Linked DNA regions of Homo sapiens: region 1 is linked to region 2. The links are chromatin contacts, found by Hi-C or POLR2A ChIA-PET in ENCODE. All regions are on one chromosome and are shown on one strand. The core of a region is the stretch at or near the end of the contact, and the rest is flanking DNA. Distances in the headings are between cores, read along the strand shown. Region 1 holds the start of SLC17A9 (solute carrier family 17 member 9). Region 2 holds the start of PPDPF (pancreatic progenitor cell differentiation and proliferation factor).

Region 1 (7,264 bases), core at 21-2,520, 570 kb after region 2:
GAGCTGGCCCTGCCCGGCAGGCCTGGATGAACGTGGGTGGGGGAAGAGGAAGAGAGCAAGGGGCAGGGCCCGCTGAGGGCAGCCCTCCCCTCTAATTGGCGCCTGACAGGGCTGTGATCTGGGCTGCCAGCTTTTCCCATGCAGCCAGCGCTCCCTTCATCTGGGTGCCAACATCCGATGGTGGCACTGCCCCTTTGGGCCTTCCTACAACTCTTCCCAGCACTTCTAGGGTCCTCAGCCCTCATACAGCTGGGAACTGGTGGGGCCAGAAGGTGCCATTACCTTGCCATGGTCAGGGTAGGTACCCTGGGGACTCAGTGCAGGCAGGAGACTGCTCTGGAACCCACAGGGCCTGAGTCTAGGCCCAGGGTCCAGCCACTTAAGGCCTCAGCCCAAGACCCAGAGCCAAGGGGTTCAGCAGTGTGGGGGCTGCTCTCAGGAGCTCCCTGGCAGAGGCCCTCCCCAGCTGACCAATGGCCCGCGGTCACCATCTCGCCCGGTTTCTGAGGCGTCACCTGCCCAGGGAGCCTCCTACAGGCAGCAGTGCTGGTGGCCAGGCGACCTGCCCAGGCCCTGCTTCTCCCCACCACCAAATGCTCCGAGAGCTGAAGCCAGCGGGGAGCTCGTCCTCAGCACACAGCTGGCACGTGGTGGCAGGACCCCCCCCAACCCCGTCCAGCTGCAGGCTCCAGCCCGTGCCCCCTACCTGGCCTCCTGACTGTCCTGGCGCCTGCTTGTCAGGGTCATGCATACACAGGGTGGTTCCACCTGGCGAGGGGTATGCCTCCTGACTGTCCAGGACAATGCCCCTGGCCTGGGGAACATAGCCCTGCCTGGAAGAGCCCCAGGAACACTGGCTGGGATAGGGCACTTGCCAGGTCCGGTCCTGGAATCTCATGGCAGGGAGGAAGGACAGGGCACTCACTTCCTTCCACCTCCCACAAGGAACACAGGGGGCCCCACAGCCAGAGGAGCCCGCCCAGCTCAGCCCTCCCCACCTAGCATCGTCCCACGTGGCAGTATCTCAGCTCCCTCCCCACGGCCCCATCTCCACCGCTCCCACCCCCCCTCCCCTCACCCCCGCCACACCTGGACCACTGGGTGTCCCCGGCCATGTCCCTGCGGGCCTCGTCTGGGGGTGGCTGCATCGGGCTTGGGGTGCTCAGACGGCGTGGGCACAGCTGTGTCCCGGGGCTGCCTCCCAGCCCAGGCTGACCCACCCGGGCAGCACCGCCCAAGTCCACGTGTCAGTCCCAGCGCGCTTCCGTCTGGTTCTCTCAGGACTTGTCGCCCCCAGACGGCCACCAGGGCGGGCAGGCGGGGCAGGGCGGGGCATACCACTCGGGTGCCCGCCCCACCCTGCTGACGTCGGTCCCTGCTGCCCCATAGGAGCGGGGCCAACGGTCGCCCTGGCTGGGTCGCCCTGACTGTCCGACGCGCCCTGGCTCAGCCCCAGCAGAGGTTAGTGTGGGGGCAGAGGGGGATTCCCAGCAGCAGGCCGGTCAGACTGGGGCTTCAGAGAAGGGCCCTGGTGGTAAGCCTGGTCCAAGAGGTGCCAGCCCATCCCTTGGACACGACACGGAGCCATGGGGCCGTCTGTCCTCTGTCTATAAAATGGGGAATGATGGCAGTCCCTGCCTTACCGATCAAATAAAATCAGGGATAAAGTCTTAACCAAGTGCAAAGAGAGTAAAAGTACAGGGTCACTGATTTTTAAAATGGATCTTTCGGGGCAGGGATGGGTCCACTCCTGAGCCCTTGGACCAAGCCTGGGAGAGCTGGACAAATCCAGCGCTGGCCCATGTCTTCTCAGCAGATGCCTGTGAAGGTTGTCATTGGCCCCTGGGTTCCTGGACAAAAGGTGTCCTGAGGACCCATCACAGGCCAGGTTCTGGGCTCGGGGGCAGGGGTGACGGGGTGGGGCCCCCACTCTGTGTGCTCCTGCTGCCATGCCAAGGATGAAGCCAGCAGGGGAAGGCCTCAACCATGCAGCCTTTCCCCAGGAGGCGGCAGGGCCTGCTCCTCAGGCGTTGCCCCCACCTCCACTAGGGCCCACCTCAGTCCATCCTCCACGCAGCAGCCACCACCCAGGGGCCGAGGGAGACACGTCTAAGGCAGGGCCTTGCACTTAGAACAGACCCACATTTACCCCCTCCCTCCCCCTAGCCCTCAGGTCTCCAACAGCCCAACCCACTGCACTGCAGGGCCTGCTCCCAGGGCCCTCTGAACAGAAAGACACGGGCACCCTGAAAAGCAAGGTCATACTTTCATCCATCCTGACGTAGGGTAGGTGAAAAGATGGTGGCAGAGAGAGGTTTATTGCCCCAAACAGCCCTAGCCCATAGCCAGGAAGTTTGGAAACTGTTGCTAAACGTATCGCTGTCAACAGCACCCTCTTTGAGGTGATTCGCTTCCATTCACTCTGTGATGGTGATTTCCTACCGAGATCTGTGATCATGCTGCAGCAGACATTTGCCATCTGGTTACCCAAAGTCCCCTTCCTCCTGGAGCTGATGTTCTGGGGCAGGTAGACAAAAATCAAAGTAGTGAAAGGGGTAGGGAAGGGGTGTTACTTCAAATAGGTTGGGCTGAGGAGGCACCCCTGGACACCTGAGTGAAGGCTGGATGAGCTGAAGAAACGGGCCATGCAGGGATGGCTGGGTGGGTGAAGGGGCCATCTCACAGGGACATTATAAAGCTGGGTGCTGGTAGTGGCCAGATGGAGGCTCTCCACGCTTCTGGTGGATTCTGAGAGCTGCCCCGCACCCAAGCATCTTTGAGGCCTAAGGTGAAAAATTATGTAGGGACAATAGACAGTCAACACCTGGGTTTTCAAGGACACAGGGTGACCTTGCGGACAGGGCAGTCACAGCCAGCACCCACTGGCCTCTGCTTCTGGAAGGCTGCGTGCCTCCCTCTTGTTGGGCCTGGCCCACCTAACTTCTTGTTTATTTCAAGTGCTGCTATAGGGAGACGATGCTAGAGATTTTCCTAAAGCAAATCCACACCTCACTACGTATGGCGCCCGTTGCTCAGCCTCTGCATCCACACCCCCCACAGACGCCCCAGGAGACCCCGCACAGCTTCTTGTAAACCAAGACAAGCCAGCCCTGGGCCTGGGGCTCCTCCCTGCACCCCACTTAGCCCTGCAACCTTCCAGCCCAACTACAATTCTCAAGATGAGGAGTCCATGAAAAGGAGACTGACAGATGACACTTTCCTCTGCCATGACTGACAGGCAGCAGCAAGAGGGAAGACCGCGGTACTGGACATCACGTGCGGGAACTGCCTCAAAGGTGGGGGCACCTTTCGGGCTGAGCTAACCCAGTCAACAGCAGACTGGAAAAAGACAAAGAACTGTGTGAGATGGTGCTCAAAACCAGAAAGATGAACTCTGCAATGACGACAAATGGATTCGGTGTGATGTGGGCGTGATACAGAGAAACATTCTTGAAGGTTCTGGAGCAGTTCATTTTTCTCAGAGCTGGTAAACTCATTGTTCGAATCTTACAAGCACTAGTGTTCAACATTTCTAAAACTGGGAGGGCCCAGTGAGGACTGGATGGGCACACAAATCTATAAACGAGCACAGACGAACCCTGGGCTGCTGTGACCGCCAGCACCTCTTCCCGTTCTTCCATGACCCTCCATGGCAGAGAATTCTTGGTGACGGGTCAGCCTGCTTCACTTTCAAAGCCAGCTGGGAAAATTACCAAAGCTGTCAGTCACACACCGTGATCCACAAGAGGGAGAAAACCTTGTTTGTGTGAGGAACGCCTACAGATGTGTCTCCAGGAAGCAGAAGTCACAGCCAGGCGGAGACCTTGCCTGACACGGGCAGCTCAAGGCAACAGCAGCTCCACCGCTTCTCCCTGGTTCCCAAGCTCATCAATTCCACCTCAAATACACAGAGACCCAAGGACAGGAGGCGCTGCTGCACCCAGCACTCTTCATCTCCGAAGTGAGCCTGCGGGGTGACCAACTGCCTTGCATGGACGGACAGCTGGCGGAAGAGCCTGCAACGTGACCTGCATTTACAAACATGAGGAAACCCACTCACCTTCAGTTGTTACTCCTTTCATGAATTCTTTTGGTTATAGCTGTGCCTATGGCTTTACGGGCTTCACCTGATAAATGGTCTTCTGTACTATGGACAATTTGGACCCGTAAACCTGGCCTTGAACTAGGTGACACTGAAATGTTACAGACAAATCAGAACGTCACATTCCCTTTAAATATTCCCCGCACACATGCACCAGGCTGACTGGTGGATACTGGGGTGTGAAATGAGAGAAACAGCCCCCACTGTGCAGATGTGGGGACATGATTATTATCAATTAACCACAGGCTGCACCTCAGCTCCTGCACACCAGGTGCCTTGTGCCGGTGGCTCTGTAGCATGGGCCTGTTTATCTTCAAAGCCATTTTGTGGCTTCTGGAAAAGGCAAACAAGCTCAGGACATTGTATCTCCAAAGAGCACATCTCTTAAAAGATTCTTGCCATAGCTAGTTACACCAAAGGCCCATTCAAACCCCATGTTCTACTTTAACAGAAGTGAAAAACCACAAGCAAAGATGGCATTCCAAAATAAGGCAGAATATCTAAGACAGGAAGGCCATGTGTGCAAGGATGGTGTGAGCCTCCAGACTGTAGTGTGGGAGCTCACACTGAAGCATTCCTGGTGATGCCCACCTCCACTAAGAACTACCGTGCTGCCTTCTGACCCGTGAGGCTAATGGACTGGCACAGGTGTGTGAACATCAAGAACACTGTGACATGCCACTGCCACATAGGGAGGAGCAGCAGGTGAGGAGAGGCCTTCCCTGTTCTCTGATACCCAACAAACATGCAAGCTCTCAACGCCTCGCTCCATGATGCCCGCTGCTCAGCTTCTCTGCATGGGCAGTTTCTGAATTTCACCTCAGGCCCTTGAAGGGGTCAGTCTGAGTCCTTTCCAAGAACCCTACAACTGCCTTCCACTCATGAAGACGCTCATGGCCCTGAAAGCATGGTAGCCACCCAGAATCAGACACCTGTAGTTATCTCCTGCCTGGGGCTCTGGCAGGTGGTGGTGGGTGTCAGGCTGACTGGTGGATACTGGGATGTGCTGGCGTATTCCCTCTGTTTTTAATATGTTTGGAAAATTTCATTAAGCAAAAAAAAAAAAAAAAAAAGAGTAATTACTTAGGCTATTAAAATCAGTTTAAAATCATGCAGTGGGTAGCTCAAAAGTTCTACTTCCTTCACACCAAGGAAATTAGTTTATGAAACATTAAGTGCCCCAGTCAAGAGAGCAGCCGATAGGTTTCAAATTAAACACACCAAGTACAGATTTACAAACTAAAAGGGGCAGCACTGTCAGAGTGAGAGGAGAGCCAACTACAGTTCCAAGAGGCGAGCTTTCTTCTGTCCTTCCATTCCAAGATATCAACTTTCAATACAAATGCATCAGTATTTGTTATTAAAATACCCTTAGGAAAAAAGAGAGCTTCCAGATAACAGTTCTGAGAAAAATGTGAAAACTTTTACTGTTACATTAAGAACAGGTGGTAGAAGCAACCTATTCCGCACTTCTCAAAAGATACAGAGGGGCACATATGCCACACTGGAATAAAGAATACAGAATCAAACATGTACAAAGGTACCACAGCAGGTTATGGTTCATACAGGACTTTAAATGACCCATGTTGACAATACAATTTGCAAAAAATATGAGAAAAGCAATACATATTTCTGAAACAAAAACATACCTGTTGTAAAAAACAACACGCGTAGTATCAGAATAGAACAGTTAACAGAGCAGCAGTTACTGAAGACAGACGGCAACAGGCAGCTGCGCCAGCCATGGGTCTGCCATGCGGCTACACCCATGAGGCCCTATTGTGAACAACGCAACGTTCTCCATCAGCGGGGAAGCACACAGACTGCTTGGCCACCAAGCTTTCCGCCTGGTCTGTTCATACTGAGATTTAGCAGTAACAGCCCAGAAGGGAATGCAGCTCCCCGCTCCCTATGACATCAATGTCTTCAACACATGTGTAAGATTCTTTCTGGAGCCCCTAGCTCCTCCACTCTTCAAAACTAACAACGCAGAGAAAGAGAAATAAGAAAGCAAAGACATCACATTGCCTTAGAAAAGCTGTCCTCAACTCATCTTCTCTACATGTTTTCAGATCACGTCCTGACGGAATGGAAGGAGCAGCTCCACCTCCCCGAGGCTTCCGTGGACTCCGCACACACACGACCACCAGTCTTCAGTCATGTGCCATGGAGACTTTGGTCCCAACCAGTGTCTGCCTTTTCTAGAAACTGGAGACCCTGATTCAAATGGCAAGATGTGTTAGTTCCCATTTGCCTTGCAATAACCCTATGCTTCACAAAGATTCCAGACTAGGGGTTATTCCTCACCCAATTTCATGCATCTGGAACACAGAGTACCAGAATACTCTCACATTTTATTTCAAGGCACTCTCCAGCAGAAAGTATAATAAGAATAAACTACTTTGTAAAATGTGCCATTTTTATAAAGACAACAGTGAGATCCAAAATGAGACAAAGTAGAATTATACTGAATGTTCATTATCCCAAAGTGGCTTAATTTCATTTGCTTGCTGCAAAGACAAAGACTGTAAAAAGGAGCAAAGAAAGTGTGCAAAGCACTTCCTTGGAAGACCTCGTCCACTAACAGATCACAAGAAAAGCAAGTGCAGCCCCTCACACGAAAGGAAGGCAGGCAGTAACATCGGAGACTTCCCAGTCTCCCCGACGTCTGCTCACGCTGGATGCTGGCACTGGCTTATCATGAAGGGAAGGAGAGCAGTAACGCTGGAGACTTCCCAGTCTCCCCGACATCTGCTCATGCTGGATGCTGGCACTGGCTTATCAGCTACCCACTGGCTGAAATGGAAATCAACACCAGCACTTCACGTGACAGCCACATAGTGACAGTCCAGGCACGTGAATGACCCCATTTGTGTTCCCCTAGTTTGTGGAGAGACTTCCTATTGCTGTGCTTCTCACACCCTCTAGTTTTAAGAATATGTCAAATTGATGATATATTATGCAAGTAAACGATCTTATATACACGAATAGTGAAAGGTAATTAGGAATATGCTGAATCACCTGGTGCTGTTGAAGAAAACGTGCAGATGCATCTCTCTCACCTCACCGCTTTCTTCTAGCTTCTGCTATATTTCATCCCCTATTAGTTACTCTCTTTCCCTCCAACTTATCTTCATCCTCAAACCTCAGAGGAAATAATCG
Region 2 (7,518 bases), core at 3,934-6,433:
TGGACACGTGGGCTCTTTTAAAATTTGCTTTACTGGAACTTTTTTTTTTTTTTTTCCTGAGACGGAGTCTTGCTCTGTCGCCCAGGCTGGAGTGCAGTGGCGCGATCTCGGCTCACTGCAAGCTCCGTCTCCCGGGTTCATGCCATTCTTCTGCCTCAGCCTCCCGCATAGCTGGGACTACAGGCACCCGCCACCATGCCCGGCTAATTTTTTTATTTTTAGTAGAGACGGGGTTTCACCGTGTTAGCCAGGATGGTCTCGATCCCCTGACCTCGTGATCTGCCCACCGTGGCCTCCCAAAGTGCTGGGATTACAGGTGTGAGCCACTGTGCCTGGCCTACTGGAACTTTTTATAAGGAATCTGAGATTGGGCTTTTAAAAGCCTCTTGAGGCTAGGAAGCCATCGCAAAGACTTGCCATCAGACTTTGCCTGCAATAAGTACAGATTTAGGGGAATTCCTCTCTTCTTGAGGTCCCTAAGGTATCTTAAGATTCTGGGACCTGCCAGGAATTGACATTCTTTACTCATCTGTAAGGGAACCACGTATGTGAGGTACCAGGCCAGCTTTTTTCCAAGGGGCTTTATTGGACCATGCAGTCAACCCTAACTCCTTTAGTCGTATCTGAAAATAGGACATTCCAGTCAAAGCCTTGGTAATATAACCAATGTTTTCAATTGTGCCCTATTACAAGAACAGATTCTCATTGAACTTATGCAAACCCACTAACAGTTTCTGAATTCTGGGATTAGGGAGGAAGAAAAAGATAAATATTTCACCGTTGAGGCCATTCTAACCTCCCTGCCTTTCTTCCCTGAAGCAGGCCATAAAACCCAGGAAGGCCACTCCCAGACCCTCTCCCTGCAGACCCTCACGTGGTGTCCCGCCCCCTAACCAGAGGAAAGGGATGTCAGAGTCAAGTCGGGCCTTGATCACACCCTTCCATCCTCCGCTCACTCCTGCTCCGCTGTGAAATAGACCATTTCTTTGGTCTTTGTTTTGAAGGGGCCCACATCACATGGAACTCGCATTAAATGTTTGTATGCTTTTTCTTTTTTTTTTTTAAGACAGAGTCTTGCTCTCTGACGCCCAGGCTGGAGTGCAGTAGCGCAATCTTGGCTCACCGCAGCCTCCGCCTCCCGGGCTCAGGGGATCCTCCCATCTCAGCCTCCCCAGTAGCTGGGACTCCAGGCATGCACCGCCACGTCTGGCTAATTTTTTTGTTTTTGATAGAAACAGGGTTTTGCCGTGTTGGTTGCCATGTTGACCAAGCTGGACTTGAAGTCCCGGCTTCTAGTGATCCACCTGCCTCAGCCTCCCAAAGTGTTGGGAATATAGGCGTGAGCCACTGCGCCCAGTTTAATCTGTCTTTTGTTCAAGGGTCTGTTGGATACAGTGAGTTCTAGATTTCTCTTAGAGGACTCAGCATGTATGTTCAGTTCTTTGTTCTCCATTTAACTCGTGCATAGTTTCAGTAAACAACCTTTTCCACCAGTTTTAATCAATAGTTCACATCTGTTCCCCTGGTCACCTGCTCCGTCCTGACTCATCCTGGTACCTGTTTTTTTTTTTTTTTTTTTTTGAGATGGAGTCTCGCTCTGTTGCCCAGGCTGGAGTGCAGTGGTGCGATGTCCGCTCACTGCAAGCTCCGCCCCCCGGGTTCCTGCCATTCTCCTGCCTCAGCCTCCCGAGTAGCTGGGACTACAGGTGCCCGCCACCACGCCTGGCTAATTTTTTTTGTATTTTTAGTAGAGACGGGGTTTCACCACGTTTGCCAAGATGGTCTCGATCTCCTGACCTCATGATCCACCCGCCTCGGCCTCCCAAAGTGCTGGGATTACAGGCGTGAGCCATCGCACCCGGCCCCTGGTCACCTGCTCTGACCTAAGTCATCTTTAGCTACCTGTTCCTGTCCTTCCTGCCAAACTACTCACCCCACCACTCTGGGTCACACCCCTGCTCTCTTTAAAATAGTCAATCAGAATTACCTTAGAGTGTGCAGTCCAACCCCACCCAACAGGGGAATGACACAGCCGTAGAGGCTACCTGTGTCAGGAATAAGAACCCCTTCCCCTCCCTTGTCCAGGTGCGCTCTCACCATTGCTCCATCCGCGAGTCGCACCCTTCTATAGAAGTAAAAATTGCCTTGCTGAGAAAATTAATGTTTGAGTGCTATTTCTTTGTGGCACCGAGGAAGCATTTTGTTTCTAACAGGTCTCAGCCATGAAGCTTGTGATGGGTGAGGAAAAGATATGACTTCTCCCCCTACAGAGAATCTGATGAGGGTGCAGCTCCCAGGAACAGGCCATGGACACCCCCAGGGTTGTGAGGTCCTCCAGTCAAGGGGCCCCCTGACCCGAGGCAGGGGACGATGCCGCGGGCAGCCTGTGGCTCGGCTGCTCCCTACTCCCAGCTGCCCCTTCCAACAAGACACCAGCTCCCGGGCAGTGCCCCTCCCCCGCTGACTCCAAAAGCCAGGACAGCTTCTTTCCAAGCAGGGTGGACCCACCCTTGGTCCTGACCCCAAGCCCTCCAGCTCAGCCAAGGGCGGAGCCCCCCCAGGCCATGTGTGGTGGGGACCTGAGCGTGGCTGGGCTCTCCCTTCAACACCAACTCCTGCTACCCTCACAGCTGTGTGTACATGGAGGAGGGTCTCTGTGGGCTTCATCTGGACACTGCAAAAGGCTGCAGGGGGCTCAACTGCCATTAGGAGCAGCCTCCCACTCCTGGGTCCATCGGAGGCTCCCCCACCCAGCCTCAGCACTGACCACCGGCTTGGATGGCTGGGTGAGGCTGCCTCCACCCTGTGGACAGGACAAAGGCTCAGCCATCAGAGGCCACAAGCCAGATGCCTTCCCACCAGCTTCCCACCAACTAGTACAGCTATTTATAGTGCAGTGGAACAGGGTACCAGGCAGGGAGCACCCACTGATCCCCACCCCTCCCCAGAGTCCCTCCCCCACCACTGAACCCCACCCTTTCCCACCCCACGGAGGCCCCTCCTCTCACCATGTCCCTGGCCACACATCAAGTCTCCAGCTATCTCACTGACTCCCACCTGCTCACTAAGCTGCCTCTCAACAGAACTGAGTCAATCCCTGTAGGCTCCTGGCAGAGGTGTGGGGACACCACCCACCTTGGTTATGAAGGAGTCTACTAAGCTCACAGCCCATGCACTCCTGTGTGTGGACCCCCATCCCTGCCAGCCTGCAGCACTCCCGGACTCCAACACTCCATGCCTATACCAGGCCAGAATGATGCAGCCACCCTCACTTTAAGCTGGGCTGCCTGTGGCAGGAAGACCCCTCCACGGTGCCTGCAGCCCCTACCCCTCAGCCTGTCTTGGGGCAACACCCCTATGGGAGGCCCTTGGGAGACACCTACCAGCAGGAACCAGGTCCCTCCAGAGTGAGGGCTTCCCAGCTCACAGCCAGAGGCTACTCCCCGCCCCGCAGGCCCTCGGGTAAGGGGCCTGAATCCCTCAGAGGACCAGCCCTCCCTGCTCCCTTTCCCCCCGCTAAAGGTGGCACGGGGGCCCACCTCAGTGGCTGCCCTGGGTCCTGCTTGTCCAGCTCCAGGACTGCCTGCTGTCCAAGGCTCTCCAGAAGCAGCAGTGAACCCCACCCTTATCAGCCCCAGCAACAGCCTCACAGCGTGAGGAGGCCCAGAAAGGCCTGGGAGCAGGGCCAGCCCCCACAAGGCAGTGAGGTCGGGAGGGATTCAGCCATTTCTCACACTCAAATGGAACCTCGGGCCACACAGCTCAGGCACACACCATCGGGGCTACTGGCTGCTTGGAGTTTATTTTCCGCTTGGTGCCAGGTGCACAGTTCCAGGTGTCAGGAAAGCTAGCGAGTGCTGGGGCCGGGCGGTAGAGAGCGGGGCTCTCACTGGTTTTTGGTGTCTGCTGTGTTGATGCGAAGGTCTGCTTGCTGCAGCCGCCTAGTTTACAGGGTGGGGGGTGGGAGGTGGGGAGGGGGGCGAGGGATGCGGAGTGGGGAGAGGGGCGGGGAGGGGCTCTGGTGGACTAGCGCCTCCGCAGGCCTGGGGCTGGTGGTAACCGCTCAGGTCAGGACGGGGGCCCAGCGCTGGCTGTGCTGGACTGACCGCCGGGCTGCTTCCTCGGGGCGTCCCGAGCCAGGCCACAGGCGGTCATGCTGCTGGAGGCCTGGGGAGGTTCCGAGTGCTCTGCGGACTCCAACACCGTGGCCATGAACGGGAGGGTGGACTTCCCGAAAAAGAAGCTGGCCCACCAATGACCCGGGTCAGCCTTGGGGAGACCTGAGAGAAGCGAAGTGGGGTCTTGATGCTGCCAGCTCCTGGAGGAGCGGGGGGAGAAAGGGGCGATCCTGCACTCACCTGGGGGGTGGGGAATGGCTTCCCCGGGGCACTCGGTACTGCTGCAGGAGCTGTTGCTGGAAGTGGAACCCAGGCGGCCTGGAGAGGAGAGGTCCCGTCAGCAACGCGGGGCGCGGAGCCCCCCAGCCCACCGGCCTTCAGGCCGAGCGCTGGTTCCGCAGCCTGCACGGGGCCGGCACTGGCGCCAGCAGAGCATCCGCGTGGATGGGGGGCAGGGGCTACTCACGCCGGTAGTAGTCGTGGGTGGCCACGAGCGAGCCGCTGGAGGGGATGGCCGCCATGCTTTAGCTTGCTGGCTGGTGGGATCTGCGCATGGGGGTGGAGGAGCCCCTCGGGTCAGCGGCCTTCCGTCATGAAGGGCGCTCCCCAGCGGGTGGAGCCGCCGCGCTGGGTTATTTACCGAGGCGGGGCTCCCCAGCTCCCGGCACCGCCTTCGCCGCGCGGGGCGCGGGCGGCTCCAACCAGCCCAAACCGGCCGAGCGGGTGGAACAAAGGCGCTTTGTGCGCGGGGCCCCGGCCCAGACGTCGGGAACCTGGTGGGCGCCGTCCCAACCCGCCCGACCCGAGAGGAGCCCGCCGGGGACCCCGAGCCCAGCGCTCGCCAGGCGGAGAGGAGAGGAGCCCCCGGCCCAGCCCCGCCCCTCGCCCCCCGCCCCTCGGGCCTGCTCGTCCCACCCGCGCGCGGCGCCCCTCACCTGGGCGGCGACCCCTCGCGGGCCTCGGCGCACGATCACGGGTGGCGGGGACGGGGGCGCTAGGCCACGGAGCCCATTTGCAGAGAAGACCGCGGGAAGCCGCGCCACGACAGAGAGGCGCGCGCGGGGTGCGCACGCGCGGACGCGCCCACTTATATGCGCGGGGGCCGCGGCGCGTCACGGAGGGCGGGGCGCACAGGCTCCTCCCCGGGCCCCACCCGGCCCCGCCCCTTTCCTGGCCCCGGCGAGGCCGCGCCCCCAGCTTCCACCTCGGTGCGACTCTCGCCGTCTGGCTTGGGCTGAGCCCAGCCCTGCGGCGTTCGTCTTGGGGCGGCCCGGCCGGTCCTGGGTCTGCAGGGGTTAAAAGGCCCCGCGCCCGGGTCCGGGAGCCCAGCCCCCGCCCCTCTCCCGGGCCCAGGCCCCCGTCTCGGACGCGTCTCGGAGCCCCGCCTGGTCCAGCCCGCCCGTCCTCTTCAGCCCTTGTGGAGGCGACGGGGGCGCCGGGCGGGCCAAAAAGTGCTACGTGCGCGGAGCCCTCCGGCCCGGCCTCCAGGGACTTCGCAGCCAGAGGAACCTGGATCTCTCCCGAGTCCCCCTCACAGCTCTGGCAGCTCCGGAACCTGCACCCCGGTTGCCCAGCCCCAGGACGCGCCTGCTGCCCGCAGGGGGCGGTGAAAGGGTGGGCGGATGGCGGGGCAGTGGGAGGCGGGGCCCAGTCGGAGAGCGGGGCGGATTTGGGCGGGTGAGGTGAGTCTCCAGTCGCCGGAGGCAGAGGCTGGGCCCCACTGCTCGGAGACCCCATGTTTGGGGAGCCCAGAGCGTTCCCGGCAGGGCCCTGGGGCCCGGGGGACGGCCCGCCATGCCAATCAGGAGGGGGCGCGTTTTCCCTTCCCAGGCAGAAAGGCGTCCTCCCTCTCCTCCTCCCCCCAGCGCAGAATCCTCCCCACACCTCCCTCGGCCCCGCAGGGGAAATCGGCCTGCCCCTACGGAAATCCCGTTTCTTTATACACCCGGTCCTGGCTGGGCGGTGTCTTCCCCGTGGAAGAGAGGGTCCGGGAGGTCCGTGGGGCGGAACAGTCCGAGGGCTTCGGGAGTCAGCCCGGGTGGATTTGTTTCGTGGCTCTCGTTGCTGGCTGGGACGGCCGTGTGCCCGTGTTGTTCCGGAGATCGAGGCCAACGGATGCCGTACTCTGTCCTCGCCGGGTGCTCAGTGAGGACCCACAGCTGGGCAGGGACCCTGGGAGGCCCCTGAGCAAGACTTGGAGGGACGCCCTTGTGCCCCCTGAGCACGTGGGGAAGGCGCTGTCCTGGGCCCTGCACCGCTCTGTGTGTTCATTGCACGAGTGTGGTAAGCACCTACTATGTGCACATGGCCGAGCCAAGCGCAGGGAACGGTAAACCAAGGGAGAACGGCCTTCCCGTGGGGAGCAGTGCAGAGGCTGGCGGGGGCGGGTGGTGGGGAGAGCTCAGGTTTCAGCTGAGGTCTAAGGACGGAGGGCAGGGAACCGCCTGAGCCCCACCTGGGAGGGGGAGCTCGGTGCCGGAGAGCAGTGCCAGGACCTGCGATGGGAGAGGTGTGCAGCCCCGAGGGGTCACTGATGAGGCAGACGGGTCAGTTGGGTTGACACTCAGAGGGTCCTCAGGGGCAGACGCTGAGACGGGGTTTGGGGTTTGGGGTGCAGAGTGAGTACTGGTGATCAGCACCTGGGAAGGGGTGGGGAGGGTGCAGGGCCGGGCAGGGACTGTAGGGGCGGCCTGCGTTGGGCTTGGCTGGCACAGCCTTTGTGGCTTGCTTGGACCCATATGCAGCCGCCCAGGGACGGGAGACCCTGGTGAGGTGTCTGTGGTCCAGGCCCACCCTGAAGGAGCCGTGGGGCCGACTGCCGACCACGCCTGACAGCACGGCCTTCCAGGTCACCCGCTTCCCTCTAGGCTGGCCTGACCCAGCTCACCTCATTCTCAACCTCACCAGTCAACACCGGTCAACATCAGTCACAGAGCGTCTGAAAGGAGGAATTTTCATTTTCCTTTAAAGTGAAAAGGTAAAAACTGCATTTACTAAACCAGGCCGGTGGGGGCTCTGTGAGCCCCTCTGCACAGGAAGCCTCAGAGACGCTGCATGGTGTTCCCGGGGCATCCTGGCCAAGGTGGGAGAACGCAGCCTCCGTGAGGACCCGCGGGATGCCCTCGGGGGCCGCCTCCTGGTTCTCGTCTCCTCTGAAGTGCAGACGACGCTGGCCCACATCCTTGTCGGGCAGAGGGGCTGCCGACTGGCCCCTGGCCATGGCTCTTGCTGGGAGCCGTGTGGCCTGGGCTTGGACCCACATCCACCTCTTGCTGGCTGCCTGCTCTTGCCAGTGGCTGAGCCTGGCTTCTCCCATGACAGTGGCCGCAGACAGAGGGGACCCGTGCCACCAGGCAAGGTGAGCTCAGGGAACGCTAGCTCTCCTCTCCCTTGGCTCTGA

What was found. Hi-C counts contacts between places; a loop is a spot of excess contacts on that map. ChIA-PET counts read pairs that join two places held with the same protein, here RNA polymerase II (POLR2A). Pooled maps may share reads with other maps.
Region 1: a loop to region 2 is called in a map with no recorded cell type, with 11 times the contacts of the local background. The contact joins the promoter of SLC17A9 here to the promoter of PPDPF in region 2. A Hi-C loop is called at or near these places in 1 of 37 single-sample maps with no recorded cell type and 9 of 50 pooled maps. POLR2A ChIA-PET finds 5 or more read pairs at or near these places in 2 of 52 experiments (GM10248 and PC-9).

What each region holds. Positions count from the first base shown.
Region 1 is chr20:62,946,715-62,953,978 of GRCh38, reverse strand. It overlaps SLC17A9 (solute carrier family 17 member 9), which reads right to left and starts at 1,270. Exons shown (of 13, transcript NM_022082.4): 1 at 1,090-1,270. The coding sequence starts at 1,148. It overlaps GID8 (GID complex subunit 8 homolog), which reads right to left. Exons shown (of 5, transcript NM_017896.3): 5 at 5,504-7,264. RefSeq lists silencers at 1,050-1,149, 1,160-1,479 and an enhancer at 1,031-1,860.
Region 2 is chr20:63,518,430-63,525,947 of GRCh38, reverse strand. It overlaps PPDPF (pancreatic progenitor cell differentiation and proliferation factor), which reads right to left and starts at 5,183. Exons shown (of 4, transcript NM_024299.4): 1 at 5,054-5,183; 2 at 4,585-4,664; 3 at 4,359-4,436; 4 at 3,742-4,280. The coding sequence starts at 4,639. The coding sequence ends at 4,069. LOC102723814 (a long non-coding RNA gene) reads left to right here and starts at 5,275. Exons shown (of 2, transcript XR_430332.4): 1 at 5,275-7,476. RefSeq lists silencers at 4,731-4,930, 5,041-5,590, 5,651-5,900 and enhancers at 5,173-6,049, 6,050-6,926, 6,927-7,518.